Regions from separate parts of the Homo sapiens genome. Here region 2 is linked to region 1. The links are chromatin contacts, found by Hi-C or POLR2A ChIA-PET in ENCODE. All regions are on one chromosome and are shown on one strand. The core of a region is the stretch at or near the end of the contact, and the rest is flanking DNA. Distances in the headings are between cores, read along the strand shown.

Evidence for each region. A loop is a pair of places that touch in the nucleus more often than their neighbours do. ChIA-PET counts read pairs that join two places held with the same protein, here RNA polymerase II (POLR2A). Pooled maps may share reads with other maps.
Region 2: a pooled map shows a loop between it and region 1 (2.0-fold over the local background). The contact joins two enhancer-like sites. A Hi-C loop is called at or near these places in 3 of 168 maps with a recorded cell type or tissue (PC-3, chondrocyte and heart right ventricle), 3 of 37 single-sample maps with no recorded cell type and 7 of 50 pooled maps. POLR2A ChIA-PET finds 5 or more read pairs at or near these places in 14 of 52 experiments (A549, AG04449, AG04450 and 11 more).

Annotation. Positions count from the first base shown.
Region 1 is chr19:11,123,812-11,127,786 of GRCh38, reverse strand. The region is part of intron 15 of LDLR (low density lipoprotein receptor); the gene reads right to left. Among named protein-coding and RNA genes, the nearest start is that of MIR6886, 12 kb to the right of the region's middle. Within about 2 kb of position 1,531, at least 6 of the 41 ENCODE cell types and tissues checked have a DNase peak (open chromatin) inside an H3K27ac peak, as active enhancers do.
Region 2 is chr19:11,178,351-11,182,325 of GRCh38, reverse strand. It overlaps KANK2 (KN motif and ankyrin repeat domains 2), which reads left to right. Exons shown (of 13, transcript NM_001136191.3): 5 at 3,606-3,773; 6 at 3,879-3,975. Among named protein-coding and RNA genes, the nearest start is that of KANK2, 17 kb to the left of the region's middle. Within about 2 kb of position 1,776, at least 5 of the 41 ENCODE cell types and tissues checked have a DNase peak (open chromatin) inside an H3K27ac peak, as active enhancers do.

The DNA of each region.
Region 1 (3,975 bases), core at 282-2,781:
AACAGAGGTCTGGCTATGTTGCCCAGGCTTGTCTTGAACTCCTGGCCTCAAGAGATCCTCCTGCCTCAGCCTTCCAAAGTGCAGGGATTACAGAAATGAGCCACCGAGCCCAGCCTAAGAAGGTTCTTGAGCCTCACATTGATGAGTCTTTAGGGGAGGGCTGCAGAGGCTTTTATTCTAGGTGGTTGACAAGGTTGCAGGTGAAATTCTTGTCAACCTACTTGTGCATTTTATTAAAATGAGCATATTTTGGTCTGGGCGCGGTGGCTCACACCTGTAATCCCAACACTTTGGGAGGCTAAGGCGGGCAGATCACCTAAGGTCAGGAGTTTGAGACCAGCATGATCAACATAGTGAAACCCTGTCTCTACTAAAAATACAAAATTAGCTGGCCGTGGTGGCATGCACCTGTAATCCCAGCTACTTGGGAGGCTGAGGGAGGAGAATCACTTGAACCCGGGAAATGGAGTTGCAGTGAGTCAAGATCGCGCCATTGCACTCCAGCCTGGGCAACAGAGTGAGACTCCCTCTCAAAAAAAAAAAAAAAAGGCCAGGCCCAGTGGCTCAAACCTGTAATCCCAGCACTTTGGGAGGCTGAGGTGGGCAGGTTGCCTGAGGTCAGGAGTTCAAGACCAGCCTGGCCAACACGGTGAAACCCTGTCTCTACTAAAAATACAAAAATTAGCCAGCTGTGGCGGTGGGCACCTGTAATCCCAGCTACTCAGGAGGCTGAGGCAGGAGAATCGCCTGAACCCGGGAAGCAGAGGTTGCGGGGAGCTGAGATCGCACCACTGCACTCTAGCTGGGGCAACAGAGCAAGACTTCGTCTCAAAAAAAAAAAAAAAAAAAAAAGAAGAAAAGAAAAAGAGGGTATTTTGAAGGGGACAGGGGAGCCACCTTCGGACCCCACAATGCCCAGCATGCTCAGTCCTGAGGTTGAATGGCACAGAAGCTGATTGTCCTGCATCAACTGTCCCAGGCATTATGGGATGGGGTTAACCTTGGTACAGAACCATACAAGTGGACCTGGGCCATTCAACATAAGGGCCCTGGGCAAGGCAACATTTCAAGTCCACTAGAGCTAGGCACGGTGGCTCATGCCTGTAATCGCAGCACATTAGTAGACCAAGGCAGGAGGATCACTTGAGGCCAGGAATTTGAGACCAATCTAGGCAATATAGCCAGATCCCCCTCGTCTCTACATAAATGAATGAATGAATGAATGGCTTTTTTGCCAAATTTGAGGAGTCCTGGATGGGCTGGTCTGTGAAGCGATTAATTCTAGCAGTGCCCCACCTCCCCCAAGCAAGAAGGTTTCTCAGCCTCTCCCAGGCAGTTTCCATTTTATCCTGCTTGTAACTGAACAAAGATTTCAGCTACTCTGGAACCAAAAAAAAAAAAAAAAAGAATGGTCTGAAATTTGCCGATGTGCCATTTTTTTTTGTTTGTTTGCTAAAAGTCTAGGAGCACCATTTCCCAGCAGCTCAAAGCAGTTTGGGCGCCCTCTGGTGGACAAACGAATGACATCCTGACCCACACCTGGGTCTCATCACATCCAGGGAGGACAGTGAGGCCAGGTCAGACACTCACCACCCCAGCCCCCAAACTAAAGGGGGAGCCAAAAAGCTTAGGAATCTGATAATATTCCTTTTCTTTGCAGAGGGGAATGGAGTTTCACTCTTGTCCTCCAGGCTGGAGTGCAATGGCGCAATCTCAGCTCACTGCAACCTCCGCCTCCTGGATTCAAGCGATTCTCGTGCTTCAGCCTCCCGAGTAGCTGGGATTACAGGCACCTGCCACCACGCCTGGCTAATTTTTGTATTTTTAGTAGAGACGGGGTTTCACCATGTTGGCCAGGCTGGTCTCAAACTCCTGACCTCAGGTGATCCACCCACCTCAGCCTCCCAAAGTGCTGGGATTACAGGTGTGAGCCACTGTGCCCTGCCCAGGAATCCAATAATATTCTAATGCATTATTTTTATTTTTAGAGATGGGGGTCTCGCTATGTTGCCCAGGCTGGACTTCAACTCTTGGGCTCAAGCAAGTCTCCCGCCTCAGCCTCTGGGAGTAGCTAGGACTGCAGGCGTGCACCTCCACACCAGCCTTTAATATGTTATTTTTTAAAATTTAAATTAATGAAAAACCACCCAATGAACAAAATATCAAAATTTTCAAGGATAGACTGTGATCTTACACCTGCAAGATTCGGCCTCACTGGTCCACTGGCTCCAATAAAACTTTATTTACAAAAGTAAGTGGCCAGGCCTTGGCTGTAGTGTGATGATTTGAAAAAAAAAAAAAAAAAACAATTTTTTTGGAGACAGAGTTTTGCTCTGTCACTGAGGCTGGAGTCCAGTGGCATGATCTTGGCTTACTGCAACTTCTGCCTCCCAGGTTCAAGCAATTCTCCACCCTCAGCATCCCAAGTAGCTGGGATTACAGGCACCCACCACTGTGCCCAGGTAATTTTTGTATTTTTTTAGTAGACAGGGGGTTTCACCATGTTGGCCAGGCTAGTCTCGAACTCCTGACCTCAAGTGATCTGCCCACCTTTGCCTCCCAAGGTGTTGTGAATACAGGCATGAGCCACCAGGCCTGGCCAAAAAATTTTTTAAATTGCATTAATCTCAGCACTTTGGGAGGCCAAGGTGGGCAGATCGCTTGAGCCCTGGAGTTAGAGACAAGTCTGGGCCACAAGGTGAAACCCTGTCTCTACAAAAAAATTCAAAAATTAGCTGGGTGTGGTGGCTCATGCCTGTAGTCCCAGCTACCTGGGAGACTGAAGCAGGAAGATCACCTGAGCCCAGGGAGGTTGAGGCTGCAGTGAGCCATGACAGCACTCTATCACTCCAGTCTGGGGTACACAGTGAGACCGTGTCCCAAAAAAATAAAAATAAAAAAGTTTTGGCTGGGCACGGTGGCTCATGCCTGCAATCCCCAGCACTTTGGGAGGCCGCCGATCCTCGGGCAGATCACGAGGTCAGGAGTTCCAGACCAGCCTGCCCAACATAGTGAAACCCCATCTCTACTAAAAATACAAAAATATTAGCTGGGTATGGTGGTGGGTGCCTGTAATCCCAGCTACTCGGGAGGCTGAAGCAGGAGAATCACTTGGACCTGGGAGGCGGAGGTTGCAGTGAGCCAAGATGGCGACACTGCACTCCAGCCCGGGTGACAGTGAGAGACTCCGTTTCAAAGAAAAAAAAAATTTTTTTAATATATTGCATTGCCATGTTGAATAGTTGGGTTTTAAAAGAAAAAAAATTAGTTTATTTATTATTTATTTTGTAGTAGAGATAGGGTCTTGCTATGTTGCCCAGGCTGGACTTGAACTCCTGGGCTCAAGCCATTCTCCCACCTTGGCCTCCCAAAGTGCTGAGATTACAGGTGTGAGCCACCAAAGAATAAACTGTAGGCCAGGCGCGGTGGCTCACATCTATAATCCCAGCACTTTGGCAGGGCCAAGGCAGGCAGATGACTTGAGGTCAGAAGTTTGAGACCAGCCTGGCCAACACTGTGAAACCCCATCTCTACTAAAAATGCAAGAATTAGCCAGGCATGGTGGCGGGTGCCTGTAATCCCAGCTACTCTACATGGGAGGCTGCGGCAGAAGAATCACTTGAACCTGGGAAGCGGAGGTTACAGTGAGCCCAGACTGCGTCACTGCAGTACAGCATGGGCGAGAGCGAGACTCTGTCTCAAAAAAAAGGCCAGGCGTGGTGGCTCACACCTGTAATCCCAGCACTTTGGGAGGCTCAGGCGGGTGGCTCACCTGAGGTTGAGAGTTCACGACCAGCCTGACCAACAGAGAAGCCCCTTCTGTACTAAAAATACAAAATTAGCCGAGCGTGGTGGCGCATGCCTGTAATCCCAGCTACTCGGGAGACTGAGGCAGGAGAATCGCTTGAACCCGGGAGCCAGAGGTTGCAGTGAGCCGAGATCGTGCCACTGCACTCCAGCCTGGGCAACAAGAGC
Region 2 (3,975 bases), core at 527-3,026, 54 kb before region 1:
GGCTGGTCTTGAACTCCTGGCCTCAAGCGATCCTCCTGCCTCAGCCTCTCAAATTTTTTCGCCATTTACAATATTGTGGTAACATAGATAGAACATAAAATTTGGCATCTGGCCGGGCGTGTTGGCTTAAGCCTGTAATCCCAGCACTTTGGGAGGCTGAGGCGGGTGGATCACTGGAGATTGGGAGTTCAAGACCAGCCTGGCCAACATGGCAAAACCCCATCTCTACTAAAAATATAAATTAGCCAGGCATGGTGGCACACACCTGTAATCCCAGCTACTCAGGAGGCTGAGGCAGGAGAATCGCTTGAACCCAGGAGGCAGAGGTTGCAGTGAGCCAAGATCGCATCACTGCACTCCAACCTGGATGACAAAGCAAGACTCCGTCTCAAAAAAAAAAAAAAAAAAATTAACCATCTTATCCATGTTTGAGTATGTAATTCAGTGGCATTAAGTACATTTGCATCATTTTTTTGTTTGTTTGTTTTTTCTTGTATTTGTTGGGGATAGGATCTCCCTATGTTGCCCAAGCTGGTCTCACACTCCTGGGCTCAAGTGATCCTCCCCCTTCAGCCTCCCAAAGTCCTGGGATTATAGGTGTGAGCCACTATGTCCAGCCCATTCACACTGTTGCGCAACTGTCACCATCATCCATCTTTAGAACTTTCTCATCTTTCCAAACTGAAACTGTCCCCATTAAACACACTTCCCATTCTCCTTCCCCCAGCCCCTGGCACCCACCATTCTATTTTCTGTCTGTTTAAATCTGATAATTCTAGGGCTGGGCGCAGTGGTTCCCACCTGTAACCCCAGCACTTTCGGAGGCGGAGGCAGATGGATCACTTGAGGTCAGGAGTTCAAGATCACCCTGGCCAACATGGTGAAACCTTGTCTCTAGTAAAAATACAAAAATTAGCCGGGCATGGTGGTTGGCTCCTGTAATCCCAACTATTCAGGAGGCTGAGGCAGGAGAATCACTTGAACCTGGGAGGCAGAGGTTGCAGTGAGCCGAGATCACGCCACTGCCCTCCAGCCTGGACGATGGAGAAAGACTGTATCAAATAATAATAATAATAATAATAATAATAAATCTTGACAACTCTAGGGAACTCCTGTGAATCAAATCATGCAATGTTTTTGTCCCTTTTGCATCTGGCTTCTTTCACTTAGCATAATATTGCTCCACCTCATTTTTTGGCTCTCCCAGAATTTTTTTTTTTTTTTTTTTTTTTTTTTTGGAGACAAGAGTCTCGCTCTATCCCCCAGGCTGGAGTGCAGTGGCATGATCTCGGCTCACTGCAACCTCCGCCTTCCGGGTTCAAGCGATTGTCCTGCCTCAGCCTCCCAAATAGATGGGATCACAAATGTCTACCACCATGCCTGGCTAATTGTTATATTTTTAGTAGAGACGGGGTTTTGCCATGTTGGCCAGGCTGGTCTCTTAATTCCTGACTTCAAGTGACCCACCCACCTCAGCCTCCCAAGGTGCTGGGATTACAAGCGTGAGCTACTGCGCCCGGCCTCTCCAGGATTTCAAGTTAGGCGCCCTGCATTTTGGGCAGAGATTGAGATTGTGAATCTGTCTCCTGGCCATGCAGTATGTTTGTTTGTTTCACGTGAATTTATTGCCAAGTTTAAAAAGAAAAATCATAGAGGGACATAGCAACTGGCGTTTGCTCTCGCTCAGTTCCCCACTCATGAGTTCAAGCCTTGGCTCTGGCATGGTTTTTATGTTTTCTGTGGTATGAGCTGGCCACACCCTGGTCTGGGGATGCTGTTGGCCATGCCGATGACCGAGTGTCTCATGCAGCCGGCCCTGTCTATGTTACTCTTTGCCTATGTCCAGCATTTGGTCACCGTTCTGTACTAAAGTTGAATATTGCCTGTGGGCCTCAGGAAGTCACTGTATATGGCAAAAAAAAAAAATTTAAGGCTGGGCATAGTGGCTCATGCCTATAATCCCAGCTATGCGAGAGGCTGAGGTGGGAGGATCCCTTGCGCTCTGGAGTTCTAGAGCAGCCTGGACAATATAACAAGACCCTGTCACAAAGAAAAAAACCCCAACAACCTTTTTAGCCATTAAAGGGAATTCAAATTAATTGGTCTTCAGAGTTGGCGCCCCGGGGGACAGGAAGGGGAACCCCCGAGGAAATGCTGACACAGAAACCATGCATGGGCTGGGCGGTGCTGCTCCGGAGGTAATCCCAGCACTTTGGAAGGCGGATCACTTGAGCTCAGGAGTTCAAGACCAGCCTGGGCAATATAGTGAAACCCCATCTCTACAAACATTACAGAAAATTAGCTGGGCACAGTGGCATGCGCCTTTACTGCCTGCCGCTCAGGGGGCTGAGGCAGGAGAATCACTTGAATCCGGGAGGCACAGGTTACAGTGAGCCAAGATCGCATCTCTGCACTCAAGCTTCAGTGAAGGGAGTGAAACCCTGTCTTACAAAGCAGCCATATGTGGCCCAGGGGGACCTGAGTGGATTCCAAGACATTGGTGGCTACACAAAAAGGAAACTGGACTTTTATTCCACGCTGTTGGCTGGCAGTCCAGGACCTCAGCATCCAGGAAGTCACCTTTGTCCTCAGACCAACCTGGGTGGGTGTTTTTTGTTGTCTTTTGTTTTCTTTTGTTTCGTTTCGTTTTTTTAGTCAGGATGTGTTTTTTTTTTTTATTTTTTATTTTCAGGACAGTCTCTCTCTGTTACCCAGGCTGGAGTGCAGTGGTGTGATCTCTGCTCACTGCAACCTCTGCCTCCCGGGTTCAAGCAATTCTCCTGCCTCAGCCTCCTGAGTAGCTGGGATTACAGGCATCCCCCCACCACGCCCAGCTAATTTTTGTATATTTAGTAGAGATGGGGTTTCACCATGTTGGCCAGGCTGGTCTTGAACTCCTGACCTCGTGATCTGCCCGCCTCAGCCTCCTAAAGTACTGGGATTACAGGCATGAGCCACTGTGCCTGGCCACCAAGACGTGTTTTTATCTCTGATTTTTTTTTTTTTTTGAGAGGCAGGGTCTTGCTCTGTTGCCCAGGCTGGAGTGCATTGGCGTGATCTCTGCTCACTGCAACCTCCGCCTCCCGGGTTCAAGCAATTCTCCTGCCTCAGCATCCTGAGTGGCTGGAACGACAGGTGTGCACCACCACGCCCGGCTAATTTTTCTATTTTTAGTGGAGACGGGATTTCACCATGTTAGCCAGGCTGGTCTCGAACTTCTGATCTCAGGGGATTCGCCCGCCTCAGCCTCCCAAAGTGCTGGGATTACAGGCATGAGTCACCGTGCCCGGCCAAACCTTATTTTTAGCGATCACTCAGGCTCGAGCCAGGAATATGGGGCCACAGGGTTGTCCCTGTCCCTGACTAGCTGCTGGGCAGGCACCAAACTGGATTCTGCCACCTGCTCAAGGGGTTACCTTGGCAGCTCTGTGCCTCAGTTTCCTCATCTGTAATAATCCGATTTCCCTCCAAGGGGCAGGAAGACTGGATGTGGTAACACAAAAATCAGCCCTGTTACAGCTCCTGGCCCAGGGTGTATGACCCGCAGGGCTGTGGTGGTTTGGCTTTTATGACCAAGAGCAGACACTCATTTCCTGTCCCTCCAGGCCTCCCAGAAGTTCCTGCCGAATCGTCTTCGTCACCCCCGGGGTCCGAGGTAGCCTCCCTTACACAGCCTGAGAAGAGCACAGGCCGAGTGCCCACCCAGGAGCCCACCCACAGGGAGCCCACCAGGCAAGCAGCCTCCCAAGAGTCCGAGGAGGCCGGGGGCACCGGTAAGTGGTGGGTGGCCGCCAAGAGGGACGGGGCACCGGGATGGCGCCAGTTCGGAGTCTGGCCCTGAAGGACTCTCACAGCACCTCCGCTGTCCTCCCCTCCAGGCGGGCCCCCGGCAGGCGTGCGATCTATCATGAAACGGAAAGAGGAGGTTGCAGACCCCACGGCCCACCGGAGGAGCCTCCAGTTCGTGGGGGTCAA